Regions from separate parts of the Mus musculus genome. Here all the other regions are linked to region 1. A link is a loop called in an ENCODE intact Hi-C map of the cell type or tissue named here. Cell type or tissue: heart. All regions are shown on one strand. Region 1 holds the start of Postn (periostin, osteoblast specific factor). Region 2 has its middle 58 kb from the start of Gm31154. Region 3 has its middle 77 kb from the start of Postn.

Region 1 (8,000 bases):
AAATGAGCTCAAAGAAGAGGATCTGAGCTAGTTTCAATTAGACTCCATGTTAGTATCTAGTACCATCAGATCCCTGTGTGTGAGAAGAGCCGTCTAATATTTCACCATTATGGTAAGCATGTGATTAGCACAAAAGCATGAAGAATTTTCTTAGGTTTATGATTGTTCCAAACCCGTGCATACACACACCTGTACACTCATGCACATGTGCACACCCACACATTCATGCATGCACACACTGTTGGTGTGCTGAACTGGTTCCTCACAGAGGAAAAGCTCCCATGTACAATCCAGAAATGTAGATTTTACCTGCGGGGCAGCCTTTCATCCCTTCCATTCTCATATAGCCAGGGCAGCATTCATATAGCACAGTGCTGCATAGAGGGGGGGAAATTTCAATATTAAAAGAGAGAACTGCAAACCATGTACTTTCACATAAGATGAGCAGAATATTAATTATTCCTATAATGTGCTAAGATTGTAGAAGCCATCTTTTGTTTCTACCCTATAGATACCAGATAGTTATGCAAGTTTGATTTTTCTCTGCACCCTTGAGGCAGTGGGGGGAAAGTCCTGGATCTTGGTACTGAAGGATGGAGTTTAGTGTGCATTTTCTCTGTATACTAGACAGATGTACTTAAACAATGTTCTTGATATAGCAGAATTCAGTCTTCCAACAGTATAATACGGGAAGAGCAATGATAATATCAAAATACAAATAGTTGTGAATACCGAAAGATTGTCTTTAGGATAACTGTGTTAGCTCTAAATACCAGCAAAATGCTCATTGGTGTATGGTACCTTGAAACTAGAAATATACTAGCCCACTTTAATGTATGAAATCCTATCTCATGTAAAATTGTTAGTATGGATTATAGATTTCTCTAGTGTTTACATACATACACATGATATACTTTGATCAGTTTATTCATTTTTACCCTCTTCTGTCTTATTTCATCGCTCCCCCCCACATGCGACAGTGTCTCATGAGACCAGACTGACCTTGAGCTCCCTATGAACTTAAGGATGACCCTGAACCCCTGATTCTCTATGGTGAAAGCCATCAGAGTGGATTTATGTGGTGTTGGGGATCAAACCCAGGGCTCTGTGCATTTGGGGAAAGCAGTCAACCAAGTAAGCTCTATTTATAACTAAGATACAGAGTTACTTTTAAAAATTATCATCATTTATTATTCATTAATTTATCAATTATTGTTATTAATTTAACTGTTCTATACAAATTTAAACTTTCCTATTTTGTTTTAGCTTCTTTTTTTGTAATGTCAAAGAGTTGTCTCAACTGAAACAAGGGAACTGCGTGTGACCCCAATGCAAATCTTCATTTGCCCCCCTTGTGACAATTATACTTCTTTGTAGAAATTAATTGAATGTTCTTGTGAATTTGATTTAAGCACATTGTAAACAATAAACATAAGATATGTCTATAGGAAGAGACCTGAAGATCAATAAGATGAGAACAGGACACTGTGTTTATGAGACAAATGTCTACACCAAACATTAATACAATCTGATAATCAGCTCTGAAGCAGAAAAAGTCATGCTGGGGAAGGGGCGAGCTTGCAGAACAGTGGCCTGGGACCTCAGCTGAGAAGTGGACAATGTGTTTATCTGAGGGGATGTTTCAAATACAACAAAAACGTTTAGGTTTTGTTCACAGAAAGCACATATGCTACACACAAATCCATTTTTCTATATGGCCAGGAAGTCACATAAAGCAAGAAAAAAGCATAATAATTGCTCTGCACAGCTTGGAGGTGGGGAATTTGCCCTCACTATCTGAGTAGTAACAAAAATGTCACAGAAAGCCAACTGAACATGTCACTTGCACCAACAGGGAGCCTGTGGAATGCTTTATGGAAGGGATTCTACATTACTATAAACAGTGCCTTAAACCTAAGCCTAGGGATGCTGATGCCTTCTTGAGACCTGGCCTGTTTCTTTCTAGTAAATTCCCAATGTCGCTGATTAACCAGAAGACAACTTAAAAAGCTGCATGACACAGAAGATGCTGGCAAGGACGTGTCAGGAAGGGAGTGGAGGGCAAGCCAGGCTTCCTCCCTGTCCATTCCATTGGTTTCTTTGCTTAGTTGAGGTTAGCATTTGTATTTGTCTCAGTGAAGAGATGTAAATGTGATTTTGAAATGGAAGCAACTGGAGGAAATTTTGCCAAGGGTACATTGTTAAAGTTTTGGTAAAATGTCTGGCTACCAGCACAACTTTTGGTTAATGGAAAACAAGAGACTCGACTTTGGTTGTGTGACAACTTTGGCATCTCTAATATAGTTACATTGTGAAAATAAGATGACTTTAACTTCCAGAAAGAACATGAAAATACTTTCCTTAAACACTCAACATAGGAAGATCACTGACTTCCCAAGCTTAAATAGTTCTGCATTGAGTGTTTGTCCCAATGGCACGAGGATAGAAATTGTCTTTCTATGTATGTATGTATGTATGTATGTATGTATGTATGTATGTATGTATTTAAAGGTTTCTCACTTTGGAGCTCAAGGTATCCTAGAGGTTGTAGAGGTTGGGGCAGTCTTCTTGCCTCAGCCTCTTTAGAGGGTACATGAAGTTCACCATGGTATCTTAAGTACATATTCAGATCCTCCAGTCCTCAAGGCTACCTCATAGAGGATCAGGTTGATGGCAGCAAGGGGCCCTTCCATTATTTTCAACACTGGGATGACATGAGCTATCCTACCTTTGAGACAGCACCCTCTTTGTAAAATGATAAATTGGGCAAGTGATTAACTTTTATAGACCTAGTGTTCTTATTTTTCTTACCAATAGCTATAGTGAAATAAATCAACAAACATGTCTACTACATCGTCAATCATGTTTTCCATCTCTAAGTTGATCAGTGAAATATACAGCAGAACCATGGGAGAATCATCCTTTTAGCTACAGGAATATTCGACCAAGTGATGGGCTTCACTGTCACTGTAATGGTTTCCTGGGGATCAGGCAGCCTGTGGAAAGTGCAACATCTTTCTCACTTTGTGCTTAGTGAAAATTCAGGGGTGAAGTGGAATCTTTATCATGATGTCTAAATGACTGGAGAAACATCTATTTGGGCTTTTACAATTTGACATTTCATATCAATTTGTTCTCCTTGATTCTGAGTGTGTGTGTGTGTGTGTGTGTGTGTGTGTGTGTGTGTGTGTGTGTATAGATATAAGACAAGCAAATGAAACACAGAGTGTATTAGGATCTCTTAAGACAGAAGAGGACAAAACAACAAAGAGTGTACAATGAGTAGAGACCACATTTTTTTTTTTTCACATAGATTCAGGACATATCACATGGTCACAGGGCCTGCTTTGGCCTCTTCAGCTTATGCACTTAGAGAGAAATCTACTCTTATAACAGTGGTGTTGAGAGGGAGCTTCTCTGCCTGTGCATGTGCCTTGCTTTAAAAACACATGAGTTTGGACAGTATCTTCAACTGGGGTGTGTGCCCAAGAAGAGGCAAATACCATCCTGTAGGCTCTTCAAACTTTCAATAAAGAAAAGGGTGAGACTCACGTTTTCTTCCCGCAGATAGCACCTTGATACCAGTTCTTACAGGAGCTGAAGTATTTCTTTTTGGTGCCCAGAATTTGCTGGAGGGCACAGACGTTTGGGCTGGAGATAGAGAGGGAGGAGGGCGAGGAAAAAAAGAGTTAATTGCTATGGCACCTGCCTCTTCCCAATTACAGGTCAGGTGACTGAAAGAAATGTTTGGGTGAAGTCCTGACATTCCAAGATGAGATCTCAACTTTGTATAAAGCTAACTCCTGTCCCAGTTCTATTGAGCTGCTGGCAAAAGCAGAAGTCTAAGAAAGATAGGAAGAGGAGGGAGAAGAGGAAAAAGGGAGGGGTATAGGAGGGAGGAGAGGATGTAGGGAGGGGAGGGGTGAGGAGAAGGGAAAAGGGAAGGGGGAGGAAGGGGAAGGCAGGGAAGACCACTGTATACTTGAGACTTATACCAGTATTTCAAAAAGTTAACCTGGCAGGGATATTTTAACAGAATTAGACTTAACAGAGTTTAGATTTATGTACAAACTACTGTTAATAGAGAAAAATTCCATTATTTTAAAACTAAGCATTTATTCATTTGGGAGATGGGTAGCTTCAGGATTTTTCTCGACAGCAGGAGACTGATGGTAAAGGACACAGGTTTTACTTCACACTCTGCTGTGTGACTCCCTAGGTGCTTACAGAAGTAGATTGGTGTTAAAAGTAACTTTTGAACAATGCCTTTACACAAATGAAATTTGTTTCTTTAAAGAGAACAAGTAAGAGTATCCTTCTCTATTGCAATTTTAAGCTTGCTTTCTCTTAAAGGGATGGAAATTCTACTCCACTGCTAAGCAGACTGCTCTGAGAACTCAGAAAAATGAAAATCCCCCTAAGGCTTAGGGAGGAATGCCAAGAGTCTCATGCAAAGTGTGCAGATGTTTGCTTGAGTTACTAAGATGTTTCTAATAACTTTTGAAAATCCTACATTTATCCTAGAAGATTAAAAAAATACTCCAAAAAGCCCAGAGTTAAATTTTCACATACAAAACAAAGGAAATTTGCACTGATATCTTGCAGGACATCTTAAAACCTTTGACATGATACCATTAAAGAGCAGACACTCTGATTTTGAAAACCATATTCTGCAGTAATGGAAAGAAATAAAATGCCAAGTAAACTGAATTAGTAAGGATTACCAAACTGTATTTCGTTAATTACATTAAAATTAACAACCCACATCAATTAAAAATACTTGCTATGTTGATAGCACTTCTTATGAGTTTAAGGCATATATATGTCATAGTAACTGTATATCTATCTACATCTATATATGTATATTTATAGAAGACCCATAATTGTTTCTTTTCCTATTACCTTGCAATAAGTAAAACAGCTCCCCTGTGGTGCATTTACAAGGAACTTCACGCATATTTCTAGAACAAGCTAAGTGAGACATAAAGATAAAACAAGCCAGGGACTTACCCCTGATCCCGACCCCTGATGCGGCTGTGAGCCAGGACCTTGTCATAGTAACTGTTGGCATTTGCAGGGTTAATATCACACAGGAACAGCAGCAGCAGAGCATATAAGGGCAGGAGAGGAACCATCTTCAGCCCTGAGCTCCGTCCAGGAAGAGATCTGGCCTGTGCTCTGGAGAGCTGAGTTTATATAGCTCTGGGCTGTGGGAGGGAGCAAGGCTGTGGGAGGGGGCGCTGGGCCAACCTGAAGCTTGCGATGGCCTTACAGAAGCACCAGCAGCCCTGGGCTGTCCCTGGAAATCTCCTGGGTTCTGAGCAATCTGAACTCTGTCTCCTATTTGTTTTCAATCATGGTGAGCCCGTTTTTCACTTCTATAGGTTTACATTGCGAAAAGAGCTGATTCTGAGTTTAGGGATCTCTCTGCCTTCTGTCTCTGCCACCACACTCTGTGTCTCTGAGCTCAGTTACTTTCCTGGTTTGATCTGATTGCACTTAAATCACTCCACAGCAGAACACGGAGAAGAGAAATCACAGGGGCATTTAACCCAAATCCTGGATAGATGTACAATGCATTTAAAGTGTGATTTCCACAGCTTATGTGGAAGAGACACATGCCCCTTGAAGTCCTATGAAACTGGGGCCATGTCTTTTCAACTCATAATGAGTATAGAGGGTTAAGTAACAAAGATCTACTTTGGGAGAATTTCTCTAACTTTTGAAATATATCTATCTATCTATCTATCTATCTATCTATCTATCTATCTATCTTTCTCACAATTTTACTTTTTTTTGTTTTCCATTACACACACACTGCATACTCTGATAAGCCCTGGAAACAAGTATTACTAATCCAGAAATAATGTGGCAATTAAATGCATATTAAGAAACAGGGTTGCTGCCAAGAGTATCCTTCTGCTTTCTGTAAGAACAACTGTACTCTCTTGGAGTTGAACCTCAGCATTCTTAGCTGAGGGAAGACACTTTGTTTTTTTGTTTTTTTGTTTTTTGTTTGTTTTTTAGGTCTTCACACATGACCAGATATGAGATGCAGAGAAACCTTTCGATGAAGAAGCTGCGAAGATACGAAGCTTCAGTTGGCAAGGAATGGAAACAGCCATCAGTCTCTGTGAATGCACACATTTTAAAGCATCTCTAGAGAGGGGGGTGTTTTCTGTGCTGTGTTGTGAAGCCCCCCCCCATACCCATTTATGGGTGTCAGTATTGTTTTCCCACTGACAAGGCAAAGACACTGTGGCTGTTTTACAGTTGGAAAAGTTGAAGGGAGGCCACATTAGTCCAGAGAGAATTCCTTATCTGGAGAGATGTGTAAGCTTCCCATGAGAAGTTTCCTTTCAGTGTTAAAATAATCCTGCAACTAACAGCTAATTTATTAAGTACACAGCCAAACAACACAGTTTGAAGATGAGTCAGAGGCCTCTGTCACTTCTGAAATTTTGGTATTAAAGGATTGAAAGTGTATAAAACTATCTCTGGAGAACTGGGAGAGAAGCTATCATGGAAAGTAAACTATGTTCCTTCCAGGGCACTTGTGTGATAGAAATCTAATCTCTTATTTATATTTATCTAAATGAAACTATTCTAACTTTAACTGCCTCTTTTTCTTGTTTGCTTTATAAATAGTTTTTGCTACTCTTAGTTTGTACAAATGGTGGGCTGTCCGTAACTGCTCAATGAAAAGGCAGCCGTATCTCATGCACATAAGGTCTATCTGATATCAACCAACTGGCTGTTAGAATGTTTATTGATGAGGTTACTGCAGTATTCTGACAAGCAGCACACATTCACTGTTTGGCACAAGGCAAAGCATACTCTCGTATGACAAAAAGGCACCCTGAAACCCCCTTTTTATAGTGTCCAATAATAGAAATCTGAAATCGTTCCACTCTGAGCATCATGTTTGAGACTTACCAAACTCTCATCAAGTCAACAAATGCCAACCCTTCGAAAATATTTACCAATTAGGATCAGTAATGACATCAGGGAGGTCTTCAAAAAAAAAAAAAAAAAAAAAAAAAAGAGCCGGAGACACACAGATCACCCATAAATCTTGAGAAGAACGAGAGTAGAGATTTTAGGTAAAGATGAAGAAATCAGAGTGCTTGAGAAACAGAGGCCAGGTCAGAAGAGTGATGCTGTATGTTAATTGTTGGAAGAAAGTCCAAAGCTAAAGTCTGGCTCTGAGCCAGTTTGGGGACGGCTGAGAAAAGGAAGGCAGTTTTGAAACTGAGAAGGGAAGCTAGCTGAAGTTGTAGAAGAGACTGGGAAAAAAATCCCCGGAAGGGCACACTCTCTTCCGGGGCTCTCATCAAAAGTCGCTCTCCACACAGGGCCCTTTCTCTTCAGCTCTGTGAAACTATGCTGACACTACTGACCCCTGCAATTTTCCTACCAGTCGGGAAGATGACGGAAATCATGAAAATGAAGTCCGACTTTCCAGGGCTGCAAAGTCTGACCCAGAGATGTAAGTCATTACTGAGAAAGAAATGGTTCATTATGTAGCTGAAGAGAGATAGTGTGTCTGAGAAACAGGGCCGTTTCTCTCTAGCCGCGGCATGCTGATTTATAGGCAGTTCTCTGTTATCTGGCCTCGGGAGACCATGAGGTCATTACACTGCCACGCTTACTCACCACTGTGAAACCAACCTCAAACTCCAGCAGTCCCTGGGACTCCTCGCGGACTCTGCACTCTGTAAGCCTGTGCACACAAACCATAAGCAGGATGCCCTTGGTCTTGATTGTATCACTAATTTTAAAATGCTTCTATATTAACATGCGGTCCATAGGTTGCCATGGCACATGAGCTCAAAAGTTGCTTACATATAGAATAAATAATACATGTAACTCTTATAACCCAGCCAAGCCTTGGAGTCAACCCTGCACCTTCTTAGGAAAAGTGCTTCTCACTACCTCCGCACCCGATCTGTGTCTCCACTAGCTTTCTCTAGTCCTGTAAATGGAAACTCTATGCAAGA
Region 2 (8,000 bases), 120 kb before region 1:
TTGGATATTAGCCCTCTATCAGATTTAGGATTGGTAAAGATCCTTTCCTAGTCTATTGGTTGCTGGAGGATTCCCCTGAGCAGCAGTAGTGGTTTTACCTGCGCTTACAGGCTTGTCTGCATTTGTGGAATGCCAGCTCTCTCCCAGTGCTATTTGGGTATGGAGCTCTGTGGCAGAGGATCAGCTCCGGGTCAGTGTCCCAGGCCACTCCTTGGTTCCTCTAAACACTCTGCTTCAATATGAGTTATAGGTAGAGGTGGTATTAACACATCTCCAAAATTGCACTCCTCAAATGATGCTGAAAATCTCCATAACCTGTTGTATAAGCCTTTGATGTATATTATGCTCTTTATCCCTCTTAGTCAGGAGGGAAAGGAGACACACAACTTTAGCCTTATGGTACATTTTTGCTAGGAACTAAGAGTTCACTGCCAGGTGGGTGTATCCAAAAGTAGTATTCATAAAACACACTTTGTAGTTGTTGTAGTAATGGAGTACTTCAGTGCATGAAGACAGTGTGCTGGGAGCGGAGGACAATGTAATTTAGTGAGCTCACATGGGAGGTACGGGAACACTGGAAGTCAGGCCTGGAGCTGGGCTGGGGGCATTGGAGGGCTCTGAATGTCCTGGTGAGATCAATGTTTAACGTGAAGCCATGGAAGATTTTTATGGCTGTACAAGCTGTGACTTAGAACAGTTGGGGAAAATGATTAAAAGGAGACAAGAAGCAGGGAGATGACTAAGAGACTATTTTAACATTTTGTCTCAGACCAGAGTAGGGCATTTGGTCATCGGGAGACTCCGCGGTGAGTCTGTGTCTAGGAATGCAGCAGTGCATTATTAAGCAGTGCGTTCAGGAGGAAGCTGCCCATGTGCTACTCTTGGACAGTCTTCAGATGTGTGTAAGAGATGTCCAGGCAGATGACAGTCAGAATTTGCTGCTCAAATTCCTGGGGAAAGGCTATTGTCGTTATTCCACCTCTTGTGGCTCATCTGTTTGTTTGTTTTTCTTGGCTGCTTCAAGCTCATCTCTGAGTTGGGCATATTTTTCCTTGGGTATCTAACATCCATGTTTCACATGTAAGGTTTTTAAAAAAAAAACAAACCCTTATTCTATGTATGTGTTGAGGCCAATAGCTTAGGTTATCACTGAAAATAATAGTCCCAAGGTCTTAGGAGAATATTGGGAACAGTACCACACAACCCATGGCAGCCCTTAGCTACAAGCCCGAGTCAGCTTGGAGATAAAAATGTGGCAAGTATAGGCAGCCTTAACCATCACTTTTGCACAATGGAAGACCTAGTGTTGACCAGCCTGGGTAACTTTAGTGTGTGGCAAGGTCTCAGATTTACCCTTAGTGGTTAGATGCCGTTGCAGTGATCAGCATAGATGGTTGGTAGCCTGGAGGAGAGAGCCTGATGCTTGGGGTGTGGACCCTGAGCTGGTTACTTTTATATGAATGAATAGGCATACAGCATTAGATGGTTTTCAAACCATCATTATTGTGGTTTGAAAAGCATTTTTAAGTAGATCCTCTCATCTTCTCAAATCCTCTGCATCCTGCCCCCTTGTAATCTCCCTTCAAACTTTGCTTTCATGTCCTGTGTGTCCTATTTTCTCTCCCCTGCCTTTCTCAGAATATCCTTTACCCCCCCTCCCCTTTTCCTGCATTTGCACCCGTTCCAAGCTGGGGCCCACATAGGAGAAAGTGCGTGTGGTATTTACCTTTCTGGGCCTGAACTGCCTCTGTAAGTATAATAATTTCCAGATCCCCTCTTTTTTGCATATTTTATAGTCTGAATTTTCTTTGGAGCTGAATACAATTCCATTGTGTATATATTACCACATTTCACTATCTCGTCATCTGTTACTGGGCATCCTTGCTGGCTCCATTTCTTTGCCGTTGTGAATCGAGCAGCAGCAAACATAAATATAAAATCTTCTGTGAAGGACATGGGGTCCTCTGGGAACCCAAGGAGTGGTCTAGCTGCAGAATAAGGTAGTCTTTTTTTTTTTTTAATTTCTTGAGACTACTCTAAAGTGATTTTCACAATGGCTACACTAGTTTGCAATCACACCAGCAGTGAGTAAGGGTCTCCTTTTCCCCTCAGCCCTCTGGCATTTCTTATCTGAGTTCTTGATGACTGCTATTCTGAACAGGCTAAGGTGGTGTCTCAGGGAAGTTACAATTTCCATTTTGCCAGTGGCTGTAGATGCTGAATACTTTAAAAATGCTCATTGGTCATTTGTTTCTCTTAAGAAGTGTCTATTTATACATCAACTCACTTTTGAGCGAGAGCAACAGCGAGAGGTGCGGTGGTGAAGAGAGAAAAGAGAGAAGAGAGAGGAGGGGAGAGGGGAGAGGAGAGAGAATGTATGCATGTATGCATGTAATATTTTAGTTCTTTACAGTTCTGGAGAGTAGGCCCCTCTGAAGTATAGCTGGCAACGATTTTCTCCCATTCTGTCAACTGTATGCTCTGCTGATAGATTCTTTTGCTATGCAGAAACTTCTAAATTTCATGCACTACCATTTGTCCATTTGTCATTTCTAGTTCCTGTGTGACCAGAGCCCCATTTGGGAACTTCCTGCTTGTGCATATAGCTTGAAGACTGTTCTTTGTGTTTCCCTTAGACATTTTACTAGTTGGGTTTGGAATTAAGGCCTCAGTTATCTATTTTAACACTATCCATGTTCAACAAATCCCATCGGTTCCTTATTTTCAGTTGTTTTTTTTTAAAGGTGGCTTCGATTATGTAGTCTTTATGTTCTGCTAGCTTTAGTATTCTGTGATGCTAACATAAAGAAAGGCATATGGTACCATACTTATATAGAATCCTTCATATTGTTTTTACTTAACATGCTAACTAGACACACTCTTTTAGCTTTTAGCTGAAAATATTTTTCCCTTTTAAAAGAAATGCACTGTTAGGGAATATATTACATGCAACAGAACATGTGTTTGTGGTTTGGTATGAGACAGCCCACTAAATTCTCCCTCCCTTTACTGATGTTGGATGTTGGACACAAGAGCTCGGCAGCTTAATCAGTGATTATGTGCTCTGAGCTCAGAGTTCCATTTGCAATCAGCAAGGCCGACAGCTGTAAACACTCTTGCCTTCTGCCTGGGAGAGTTGAGTGTTCCAGCAAATGCACATCACAGCGGAAAACCCATGATTACTTTCCAGTGTCTCTGTAACATGCCATCGCACAGTTGTACTTGAAGCTAGCAGAATGTCCTCTGCATTTAGGGTGGGGCTCTGGACTTTGCCTGAAACCTGGTAAGACTCACTGTGTCCTCAAAGTTGGATGCTTTGAAATCAAACCCTCAGCCAGCCACCAGTTTTATGTACAATCCCTTCTACTCATTGTACTTTTTAATGATTTATTTTATGTGTATGAGTACCTGCATATACATACGTACATGACATGTAGGCAGTAGCCAAAGAGGCTAGAAGCCAGCATCCAGTCCCCTGAAACTAGAGTTACAGAAAGTGGCAAACCACCAAGTAAGTGTGGGAACTGAATCCATGGTCCTCAGCAAGGGGTCCTCTGTAAGCTGAGACAGTCCTCCAGCTTCCCACCCCTGTCTTAAATCTCTTTTGCTTGGGACAAAGTGGATAAAAGTGTGTTAATTGTGAGGTCTTAAGATACTTGCCTTGGAAAAAAACCCTCAGCACATAATCTTCTTGTCTTGGCTGGGAACAGGTGAGGGTATTTCTTCTTCAGAGGAGCAACATTTACGTTAATATTGTAGTTGTTATGAATGAATTAGGGGAGGGAAGAAAGTAAATGGGAGGGGTAGAGCAAGGGTAAAGATGAACAGAGCTGAGTTTGTGGGGGAGAAACGTATTTGGCGATATTTTATTAATGAAGTTACTTCTTGACTTGTACATCGTCCAGGGAGACTCTTTACAAGTGGACCTCGGAAATGCTCCTGCCAGACTGTTAAGATGGGCATTTCTTCACAGATCTCCACTATCCCTGCTCACCCCAGACCAAGAACAGTAAGTCTTGATAAGCTTCCCTAGAACATCCATTTTTTTTGTAGATGATTTTTATATTAAAATAAAGATGAAAATTTGAAAAATAGCCCTCTTAGAATAAGCATAAAACTTGAATAAAATTTCCATCCATGATGGGTGGTTTCAGTTCTCAGTACCCATTTCCCCAGGCTAAGCTTTATCCCCTCCCTTCCCCACCCCCAATAGGTAATAAATGTTAAGGACCATTTATCTCCTATGATTTAGTTATTAGTCAATTATGCCACAAAAAATGTAAAGTTGCCATGGAAACCCAGATTTATAAATGGCAATGTCATTCATCCAAACAGACTCTGCCTTCATGAGCCCAAGGTGATGGAGGCAGCTCCAGTCAGTCCTAACGGCTCATTTGTGGTAAATCTGAAAAGCAGGCATCTAGTTTTCGCCAATAACAAGAAGAACTTAATGGGACTCATTAGGTCTGGGGCATGTGTTTATTACAAAGCCAACTAGAGCTCAGCTTACGCTCATATACTTCAGATACTGGAGTCGGGGATCAGGAAAGTAGAACACAATGATGACTTGGAAGAAACCATGGAAGACAGTGTTGACTTGTAATGGCAATGTTATTACTGTTTTTATTGTTTATTTTTGAGACAGGGTCTTCAGTAGCTAAGGCTTGTCTCAAACTTGCTAGCACAGGCTAACTTTGAACTTCTGGCCTGCCTGCCTTCCCTCCCAAGTGCTGAGATGACAGGGGCATGCTACCAAGCCTAGTTTATTACTACTGGCTTTATAACTTAAAAATCACAGATTTTCACAGCCCTGTGGCAAAGGGGGAGGTTGGTAGTCTTTGGCCCTGCAGAATGTGCTTCTAAAGTGACTTCTCTTGGGTTTTAGAGAAAAGAATCAGACTCTCATTAGACCTTTTCTTATAGCAGAAGCTTCTCACACACACTCCTGTGACCTCTCTCTAGAGGTCTCTCTCCAGAGAGATCCATAGTCCCTCAGGGAGGTCACAGTTAACTACGACAATTCTAAGTGCTGCTGTTATCTTCCTGAAAGGAACTGAATATTTTCTGTGCCTCACATGACTTTCTAACTTTCCCCCTTTTCTATGACGTTTTATGGATCATGGTTGAATTCCATTTTGAGTATATAAAACCTGTAACACAACTAACAAGTGGGCCCCAGGGAGAGACATGAACTTTGTTCCAGCACATAACTCATCTCTCCATTGCTAACATCCAGCAACTCCGACAAGTGTTCCCACAGTCTGCACACTGACTAGCCCTCCCCCAACATCCCATAACCTCTAGATAATGTTGGAGCTATTCCTAGGAGGGCTTCATCTTCCCCAAAGTAGGGCCCTTCTTTTGCATAGCCTTCTTTCTTCCATATTCATCATAATACACAAGTGAGGAATTTCTTTAACATGTTCTATGGCCTGTTCTCTTTTTGACAATTTGTCATTGTCCTCTTTCTGTTGTATCCAGCGCATGTGCTAGTGTCCTAGAGAGAAGCTGGTGCCTTCTTACTGTTCTGCAATTCTGGTTTCTGGCTGATGATGGCCCAGTGTAGAATAGTCTGGGAGGTTGTATGTCATTGGTAAGAACTGTGCTTACAATCTCAAGGTGCCTCACACCGCCTGCTGCGCTCAAAATTGCAGGATGCAAGGCTGATATGAAGATCACAGGAATGGAAGTGCACCATCTACTGCTTCCAATTGCCCATGTAGTGCCAGGGAAATGTTAGTGATCACCCCCAAAACAGATAGGAGCTGATCTGATGCAAATTCATAGCAGGGTCTTAATCTATTTGAGCTAGCTTGGGTCCCCCTTCCCCACAGGATGCACAGGATGATTTTGGTGGTGGGTTGAACCTTGAATATCTGTCAGGGCAAGGGTTTATAGTAAACAGCAAGAAGGGGTAAGTGTGCATACATCTACTTGGAAAGCTATTGCCTTTAACATAATTGGCTTGTGCTGGGAGTCATATCATAAACTTAATTTCTGTTCTCCTCTGTATTGGTGATTGTTAGGCAGGAGGTGGGCTTGTAACCTGGGGGTGCAGGTTTGTTGGGGGAATAACCTGGAGATGCTGGTCTTGTTGTTGGGGATCTAAGCTGGAGATGCTGGTCTTGTTGGGGGTCTAACCTGGAGATGCTGTTCTTGTTCAGGGTCTAACCTGGAGATGCTGGTCTTGTTGGGGGTCTAACCTGGAGATGCTGGTCTTGTTGGGGATCTAACCTGGAGATGCTGGTCTTGTTGGGGGTCTAACCTGGAGATGCTGGTCTTGTTGGGGGTCTAACCTGGAGATGCTGGTCTTGTTGGGGGTCTAACCTGGAGATGTTGAGGGTGAGCCTAGAAACCGGAGCTAGGTTTGGGTTTTGTTAGGGGAATAGCTTGGAAACTAAGGCTAGATACTAGCCTGTTAGTTTACCTGAATTCAAACTTAGGTCAAGTTCTCTAAAAAAATGGTGTCTGAATTGAAAAGATTTGGCCTCTCACCTCCATGGGAGATGCTTTACCACATCCCCGAGTTTTAGAAGATAGGTGTTAGACTGCATTAACACTTTTTTCTTTCTTTCTGCTGCTTTGTTTCCATCTTGTATGATCCTGTTGAGAATTTGTCAGTTTGGTAACTCATATCTCTCTCCTTTGAACAATGTTGCTGGTCTTACTGCCCTGTAGCCTAACAGACAATGATGCCTTGGCCATATTTTTCGGACAATGAATGTGGTTCACTTTACCGAGATCTTGCTATCTTGCTGTGTTTGGGAGGTGCATCATTCCAAGCCCATGATTTTGCTGCAGCTGCTGGATCACATGTCTTTTCTCAAGGGACCTCGGATGAACCTTAGCTGCTGGTGAATGTTCTTCCTGTCTTACATTCAAGCCATATGCTGAATGTAGTATAGCATTGTATCTAAATTACAAAAGGAATAGTCTGGATGAATTTCCAAGTATAGATAAAGGCACTAAAGATAACAGAAGAAATTGAATCCAGACATTTTAATTTTCTGATAAACAAACGTAGTGAGCATAGGACATCCACAGCTACTTTAAAAACGGCACGTCAAACATTCCATTTTCTTTTGGCAGCAAACACAGCTACTTGTTCACAGAAAATATATTTTCTTCAAAGGGTACTATAGTATTTTATATTTTAGTCTTGAAAGAGGGAAAGGACATAGTTTGTAGTCGTGACTTTAAATAATGGTATTTTTAAGGGAAATGAAGATAATTGGCCACAAAGTGTAATACTGAATTCCTTTCAATAACACAAAGCCAATTTTGTGGGTTCACTGAAAAATAAGTAACCAGTTTGTGTTTCTAGGCTCTAAACTTAAATACAGAACTGACTTGTAGGCAGCAACAGAAGGGGACTCTCATGGAGGGATTCTTTGAAGGTCTTAAGGAGCCCTGGAATGACTGCTTAGTTCTGTCATGCATATATTTAAAGACAGCAAAATTAATACAAAACAAAAACAAAAACAAAACAAAACAAAACAGCAAACAAAAAAGCTTAAAATAGCTCAGGGTCTTGAAAGATAGTTCAGTGGTTAAGAGCACTAGCTGCTCTTGCAGAGTGTCTAGGTTCTATTTCTAGCACCCACAATTACTTGTAACTTCAGTCCCAGGGGACGCTGACACCCTCTTCTGGCTTCTACAGGTACTGTATGCTCACACATTCTCTCTCTCTCTCTCTCTCTCTCTCTCTCTCTCACACACACACACACACAAACATACACACACACTGAAAGAGAAAATAAATCTCTTTAAAAAGAGAAAAAAAATCCAACAGTACACAACTAGGGTTCATAGTGATGACCTTACTGCACCCTCAAATTAAAATTATATTTCCTTTTGCAAACAAATGCTTCAGTTCCAACTTTGGTTATGTACTCATATGGAAAACATAATTCAGACCTCTGAGAAATGTGCTTTGAGCTCCAACTCAAAGTGATAATTATGACTACCTAATGACAATTGACTGGATTTCCAGAACATTC
Region 3 (8,000 bases), 75 kb before region 1:
GGTGGGGGAGCACCCTCATAGAAGCAGGGGATAGGGGGATTGGCAGAGGGGAAATTGGGAAAGGGGATAACATTTTACATGTAGATAAATAAAATATCCAATTAAAAAAACGGTATATACATAAGCTAAGATCATCTCAGAGAGCTATTTCATTGAAGATTAAAGACGAAGGCCTTTGCCCAAAAGAAGTGCAACACTATGATCCTCTGAAAATCGCCCCCGCCCCTGCCCCTGCCACCCCCTTGACCCCAGCACTCACTCCCAGCTAGACCATGGTCCTGCATAACTCCACCCATTTTGGATTCTGCTTCATCCTTCCAGCCTGGTGTGCGGCCACTTCTGTCCCCCCCTGAGAGGGAGGTAGCTGAGGTTGTGGAACCACAGCTGGGCCCCTAAAACTCAGACCACAAGGATGAGCCTCTGAAGCTCACATACTGGAGGCTTCAGTGCTAGGCTAGTTACTCCTCATCTTTCAATCCCAATGACTAATTCACTTCCATGTTTAAAGACAAAAGGAAATAGTTAAAACAAAACAAAAAACAAAAACAAAAACCAACTTAGCAGTGCCCCTACCACACTGGAAGACACCCACTGAGAGGGCAACATTATTACAGTCAATATTTCTGAAAAAAAAATCATTGTCTTGCAGCTCAGTTTTACGGGGTTATTTTCTTTTTAAAATTTTCCAGCATAATATATTTATTGAGTATTTGTGAATTTCACATTATGCACCCTGGTCACACTCACTTCCCAGTCCTCCCAGGTCTGCCTCCCCGACTTGGGACCTCACTCTCCTGAAAAAAAAGAAAAGAAAGAAAAAAAAAAAAAAAAAAGAAAACCCAAAACTCAAAACCAACCTCTCCATCCCCAGGAGTCCATTATGTGTTCCCCACATGTTCACTAAGGCCTGGCCACGCTCCCTGTGTCCTGCTGTTTAAAGAAACCCGAGTCCTTCCCATCTGCACTCTCACTGGAAGCCATCAGTTATGGAGAGCTACACTTCAGCATCCTTACCACAATTTTTAAGAGTTCTCTTAGAAAACTTCCTGTCTAGGCTGTTACTTTTTTGGAGGTAGTGTGGGAGGTAGGGTTGTTACAGAAACCTTCCATGACTTTATTTCTCAACTGTGAGTCTACAGTCACCCATACCACTATGGAAGTACTTCCTCACCCTTTACAGCCAGTGGGAGCACAGATTGTGGACTTTCACATGCTTTCTGGCCACAGCACGGATCACAAACATCCACATAGCCTCCAGCATCAGCATGTGCCACCAACCTCAGTGTAGTCTTTGGTGACATCAGATGACTACAGGCATTAATGCAGACCTCTGATGCAGCACAGGTCAGAGACACCATTGCAGCCCTTTGGTGACAGCACAGGTCAAGAACATCAACATAATCTCTTTGGGGCACTGGCCATGAACACCAATATGGTCTCTGGTGGCAGTCTAGCCCACAGGCATCAACATGGTACCAGGCAGCAGCTCAGACCATGGGCATTCAGACACCCTCATGGCCCTCTCTCAGCAGTAGTATGGACCATAGACATCAACCTGGACCAAGGTGATAGCACAATCCATGGACATCAATATGGCTTCAGGTGGTGCACAGAGTACCGACATCCACATGGCCTTTGATGGTAACATGGCCACATCAAAGGCCACAGAGAACTACATGGCCTTTGGCAGCAGCATGGCCCATGCACATCAACACGGTCTCTGGTGACTATGTACAGGCCACTGACATTAATGTGGTCCCTTGTGGCATTATGGCCCACAGCCATTCAAGCTTTTCTTAAATAGAGTTGAGTTCTCAGTAAGTATATTTAGATAGTATATACTAACATAAACATGTAAAAGTGACTGGATAGATTTATTTCTTAAAGCCATAACTTTTAAGTAACAGTTAATTTACTGGATATATACTTAGAAGAGGCTCCATGGAAAAAGTATAAATACGAAATTTTAAATGAGCACATGTCATCTGTACATTTGCTGAATGGAAAATAGAGTTGTTGAGTGTTAATGCCCTAATTTGTCAAAATATATTCTTTTTCAAAGATTTATTTATATTTTGTGTCCGTGAATGCTTGCCTGCATATACGTATGCATATTACCTGTGCAGTATCCTCAGAAGCCAGAGAGTACTTTGGACTCCCTGGAATTGGAGTGACAGACAGTTCTCAGCTGCTGTGTGGGTCCTCTACAAGAGCAGCCAGTGCCCTTAACTCCTGAGCCCTTCCTCCAGCCCCAAGATTCGTAGATAGTTTTTAAATCATGTATTATTATGGGATATAAAGTCCTTCTAGCATTTCTGTTAATTAAGTACGCATGGAGTCCACAGTACTATTAACCCAATTTGAGGCTATGTTATTAAATGGTATAATTTTGTTCTTGTGCATTCATGAACTCAACTGCTAAGTGATTCTAACCCACTGTCTAAAGCTTCAGTGGATAGAGTAGGGAACAGAGTGCAACCACAGCTCTTAGTCACAAAGGTAATCTAAATACTTTAATGTTCTTAACTATTTGTATGATATATGGACATCTTAAGTGCTTATAGGTAAATCACGTGATGAGGATCACTTAACTTACCAAAGAAAGGAGGATGCTCTGATGGCCAACGAGCTGAATTTTAATCTCAGTAAAGCTTGCTACCCTAAGTTCCTCTTTCTCCAACAGGAGGATCAGCTTGCTTTCTTTTCACAACTGTATAGGGACATCTTCGTGTTTCCTCATGTCAGATCTGCTTAGACAAGATCCCAAACTGAAAGTGATGTATTTTTAAATAGAGATCCTGTAGGGAAGAGGGAAGGTTATGCTTCTAGGTGGAATCTACAGTGTTTCTCTGAGGCTTACATTTTTAGTGCTTATTTGTCTATCATCTCTATATGTCTCTATCTTTTTCTATCTCGTTATCATCTATCTATCATCTATCTATCTATCTATCTATCTATCTATCTATCTATCTATCTATCTATCTATCATTTGTCATGTACTCTGTCATCTATTATGTATGAATGTATGTATGTATGTATGTATGTATGATCTCTTCCTCTCCCTCTCCCCCTCCCTCCATCTATCTACATATGTATATATCTATCATTTATCTGTCTGTCTGTCTGCCAGGCTGCATGTCTGCCTCACTGCGGGGTGCCAGGAGCATCACCAGCTCGCCTCTCAGGGGAGGCATAACACAATCCATAATGCGGGTCTTCAGTCTATGTTTGTCTAGAGTGGGAAACAGTGGAGTCTGGGATAATTGCTGTGGTTCTCAGTCTCCAGTGTACCCAGGTGCTACTGCTGAACCAATGGGAGTTGGGAATGAAGGTTCCCTGGCCCATGCTTCCCTTTAGGGCATCCACACTCCAGGCAGATAGGGGATGAGAGAGCCCAGGATGAGGGCAGGATCAGGTTTGATTATGAGTGAGTGCTGAGAGTCAGGAGGGGCTGGAAGAGAGAAGGCCTTCTCTAGGAGATCTAGGCAAAGCTCTCTACAGGAAGCAGGCCCTCCCCACCCTCATAGCAATCCTTGATGAAGAGGAGGTCCTTGCTTGTTCAAAATGCTTTACTTGATGGAGAATGTGAGGGCATACACCTTACTTGGGGGTGGACCAGGGATTAACTATCTTTTGAGGGAAGGGAAGCTCATTGGCTGAATACTTAGGGCCTATCAAGATCCCTCATTAGCACAAGGAACTCCAGGTTTTTATGCTACTTAACTGGTTGCCATGGCCCTGAGTGGGGTGTCATAGTTATGTGCTCCAAAGCAGATGGAGTTAGGTAGGGAGCTGGCCCCACTCTCAGTCTCAATTCTGAGATCTGTTGGGTTTGAGTTCACTAGACTTTACCAGCTCTTCTGTCTGGTGGCATGGTCCATTTACCCCATATCTACCTACCAATCATCTATCTATCTATCTATCTATCTATCTATCTATCTATCTATCTATTTATCTATCTTTTAATCTTTTATCCATCCATTGCTCCACTGCCTTATTGCTCCATCCATCCATCCATCCATCCATCCATCCATCCATCCATTCATCCATCCATTCATCCATCTCCATCCAACCACCTCTACAGAGAGAGCACTACGGCCCATTCCCAGCAGCTTTCTGCTTCCTGATTAGCTGTGATATGGATAGTTGCTGCTCCCCAACCTTCCCCTCTATGATGGACGGAAATCCTTTTGGCCTTTGAAACCATGTGTGAAATGAAACTTTTCCTTTAATTCATGATGAAAAATTAGCACAATTGACATAATTACCCACATAAACCCTTTCTTGTGTCAAATACTCTTGTTTTCTCCATATTGTCGTTACTGTCATGCTACAACTTCTTTCTCTTTGGGTCCCTGTAGCTCTCCTTGCTTATTCTTTTAGTCTTTTTACTTCCTCTTAGAATCTCAACTCTTTCACCACTCTTTAAAAAAAAGTTAATGTTTTCAATGATTTCACTCATGAGCACTGTCTGCACCCCTGGTGGCCTAGTGTCCAAGACCCATTGCTCTCACCTCTGCTGTACACAGCTTTCTTCACAGCCTTTGGTTGAGTAGGCAGCTCTTTTTCTTATAATTGCATTATTACTTTTGTGTGAAACCCTTTTATCTCAATAGAAGTCTTTCTCTGGAAAGAATTTTATTTTCTATTTCCATCATTTTACAGTTTCCTCAGTCAAATTATGAAATGCTATAGTAGGGATGGTCACAGAAGCTCATTCAAAAAACAAAACCAAACAAACAAACAAAAAAAATCAACCAAACCAACCAACCAACCAAACAAACAAACAAAAACAGGACCTGGGACCCAAGTCACCAAGCTCATTAACATTATCCCAGAACTAACCTCTAGGAAGTTGAATAATTTTACCCATGTGAAACTAGCTATAGCAAAGAAACAGTGGGAACTTATATTTAGACCTGCTTATTATTTGGCAAGCTTTTATCTAAAACTTGAAGTGTCAGGGTTAAAAATAAGTGCTGACCAAATTCTACTTTAGACAGTGTCTAGTGCAGACATTTAAACATAACTGTACTCCAAAAAAGAGGAACAAATAATGAATTAGCAAGGACCCCTCTTTGAGAGTGGCTGCCTTCAGAAGGCTCTGACTTAAGCTGAGGGCATGTGATGTCCTAATAGGCAGACAGCCTCAAAGATCACTGATGGTAGGAACAGGAAGCAATTGCTTCTCACAGTTTTCAACATGTTCCCCGTGGGACTTTAGTTTTGTGTTAAGCTTTTCCAAGTCTTCCTGCAGACATTACATCTTAGTCTCTTTCCCTTGGGGAAACATGAATTGGGTTTTGATGATTTAGACATCTAGTATACAGACATGAAGATCAAACAACAGAGACATCAGCTGGGTTTTACCAAAAATAATGTCTCTCAGTGTCGTATTGCATAATGTTAAATTCATTCAACCAGCTACAATCTAGTTTCCATTTTGTTAAAACCTTTTCCTGGAGACTTTATATTCCTTTGGTCTGATACTCATTTTAAGTTTGAGTATACTCAAACTGGTCATTGAGGACTTATTCAACTATAATTTTTAGCTTTACAAATCAGTGAAAGAATCAATAAAATGTCACTTTGTGTGTCATTAATCATAGAATATCTAAGTATCTTTAAAAATATGACAGGTTTTGAAAGGAGTGAATTGGCCTGAGCCAGGCTGACTCCATGACAGGCTGCAAGTTAGCAGTTCAGAAGACCAGGCCCGAGTTTCTTCTTTCCAGAACTGGGCAGGTCGTTACTGGAACAACCCCAGGCTTATGTAAAAAGGACCCCTCCCCAGCTTGCAAAAGGACAATTAGCCAAGCCTGCAGCAAAGAAGTCAAGAGCTAGCCAACCTTATCATGAAGCAAGAATAGTCAAGTATGTTTGAAGCAAGACCCTAAGCAATCATAGCATCACCCAGACCCCCAGAGATGGAACCCTCCAATCAAGATACAGATCACCTGCCCCTTTCTAATGTTCATTTTGGCTTTAAAATTGAATCTGTGAATTCAGTTGGGGTCCTTCCATCCTGATGGAATTTGGTCCCTCTATGAAGAAATTTGTTCAATAAATGCTCTTTGCTTTTGCATACTATTTGAGTCTGTGGTATAATGCTTCAGAGAAATTCATGGGCCCTAACAGCTTATTTAGAAGAAGGCTCATACATACATTGTGGAGGAATAAGGCAAACTTCAGTTTCCTATGTGTTTCTCCTGGAAGCAACAGAGAGGCCTCTATCAGGGTTCACATTACTCAGGACCAAGATTTAGTTAAGCAAAGGTGAAGAGAATTTAGGGAAAAAACACAGAACTTAGACAAGAGGGTACTCTGTCTATACCTGTTGGTGGTGATGGTTTATATAATGAAAGTATTCTAAAGAGAGCGTTTGTAGAAGATGGTAAGTCTTCTTTACATAGGGATATGAGAGCAGGAAAGAACAGGGTACTTACTCTTGGTTAAAATATCATGTTCACCCAATGTGATTCAGATACTCTGAGCCATCGTAGATAATGAGGCTCCTGACTTGACTATATTGGTTCCTCTGTTAGTCGATTAATTAATTAGGCAAACATTGAGTGTCTCATTGTGCCAGGCTCTACCAAAGACATAGAGTGAGGTCAGAACACAGGACAGGTCTCAGGAGATGCTCACAGGATTCACAGTCCCCTGGGGGATTTCCTCCACTTTTACTACACAATTCTCAAACATACATTGAAATCAATTAATCCAAGTTTTCTGTCTTTCTTCTCTCCAAAATTTTTTCTTTCGTCAAATTTAATACAGTGTGTATTTATTTTAAAATGAGGAAGAAAGATGTAAGGCTTAATTATCCCCAATCCTGGGGCAGCAGGCACCACATACATTCCTGTGGTCCTGGTTGCTGCTGACATGTGCTCACAGGTCAACCAGAACCCAGAGTCTGGCTCTTCCAGTCTACATCCTTGTTTGGCTCGCTGGCTTATTTCTCTGGGTGTCCTGTGAGCTGCCTATGTCCTTAAATAGGCTCCTGGGCTCAGGCTATGTTTTAAACTTGGAATTCCCCTTCCCACAGACATCAGCGTTTACCCCATCTTTCCCCAAACAACGGGGAAACGAAGATGGGGGCACACTTGCTCTAAACTGTCTGTCATTGCGCCATGAAGTAAATCCATTGGCCACCTACCAAACCTTTTCACTGTTTTCATATTGGGTATGCCCATGATTGATTACTTGTAGAGAGTTTGTGGGTTTTTTTTTTTTCATATCTGAGCTAGTGGTTGTGCTAGTCAAATGACAGGGAGACAAATAGTTTATGGGCTGATTAAGCTAGGGACAATTTGTAAATTAGAGACATGATTACTGGTTAAGACCATGCACTCTCAATCACAATGCTAGGCTTTACATCTCTCCTGACCTTGGACACGGTGTGCTTCAAAGATTGCTGTTAAAATTATCTTAACGGATACACACCATGCTGGCAATGCTGGCTGTCATCTAACATGCTCTGTTTATCAATAAAGTTATTCTCATTTTTAGTGACGAGATTAGGGTTCACGTAGGGGAAAGTTAGGCACAAATTAAGATTAGATTAACCCTTTATAGGATGAAATTACATTTTGGAATTGGCATATGAAAAAAAAGATTCATTATACAGTAAACAGAAAACCAACTTTAATTAATTTCACAGAAATAACCGAGTAATGAATGTCTCTTTTAACTCAGGGGTCATATTTCTGGCAATGTGAGTTTTCTCTTCGTAAACCACTTGCACATAGCTTCTGACAATGATCGTGTTCTGTTATCTTTTTCTCATCCAATTCCAATTAAACTTACAAACAGGCAAGGATTACTTATTTATTTATTTGTTCTAGTAAAGGGACTTCAGCTGTCATCATTACTCTGTGTGTGTGTGTGCGTGTGCATGTGCTTGCGTGTATACGTGTGTGTTCATGAGTGTACATGTCAGAGTGTGGGTAGATGCACATGGAGATCAGAAGTCAATGTTAGAAGTCTTCTCCAATCAC

Evidence for each region. Peaks named below come from ENCODE experiments on the same cell type or tissue, not always from the same donor. Only the 100,000 strongest peaks of a DNase experiment are listed, where the experiment ranks them.
Region 2: a loop joins it to region 1, with 2.5 times the contacts of the local background. A loop is called at or near these places in 3 of 42 quality-filtered maps.
Region 3: a loop joins it to region 1, with 2.1 times the contacts of the local background. A loop is called at or near these places in 2 of 42 quality-filtered maps.

Annotation. Positions count from the first base shown.
Region 1 is chr3:54,358,278-54,366,277 of GRCm38, reverse strand. It overlaps Postn (periostin, osteoblast specific factor), which reads right to left and starts at 5,171. Exons shown (of 22, transcript NM_001198765.1): 1 at 5,011-5,171; 2 at 3,553-3,651; 3 at 310-374. The coding sequence starts at 5,135. It overlaps Gm31095 (a long non-coding RNA gene), which reads left to right and starts at 5,207. Exons shown (of 2, transcript XR_375670.3): 1 at 5,207-5,359; 2 at 6,028-6,616. In heart, no CTCF peak of the experiment used is centred here; a DNase peak (open chromatin) is centred at 7,617; H3K4me3 peaks cover 338 bases; H3K27ac peaks cover 1,006 bases.
Region 2 is chr3:54,473,284-54,481,283 of GRCm38, reverse strand. No RefSeq gene overlaps it. Among named protein-coding and RNA genes, the nearest start is that of Gm31154, 58 kb to the left of the region's middle. In heart, no CTCF peak of the experiment used is centred here; DNase peaks (open chromatin) are centred at 803 and 3,123.
Region 3 is chr3:54,433,729-54,441,728 of GRCm38, reverse strand. No RefSeq gene overlaps it. Among named protein-coding and RNA genes, the nearest start is that of Postn, 77 kb to the right of the region's middle. In heart, no CTCF peak of the experiment used is centred here; no DNase peak of the experiment used is centred here.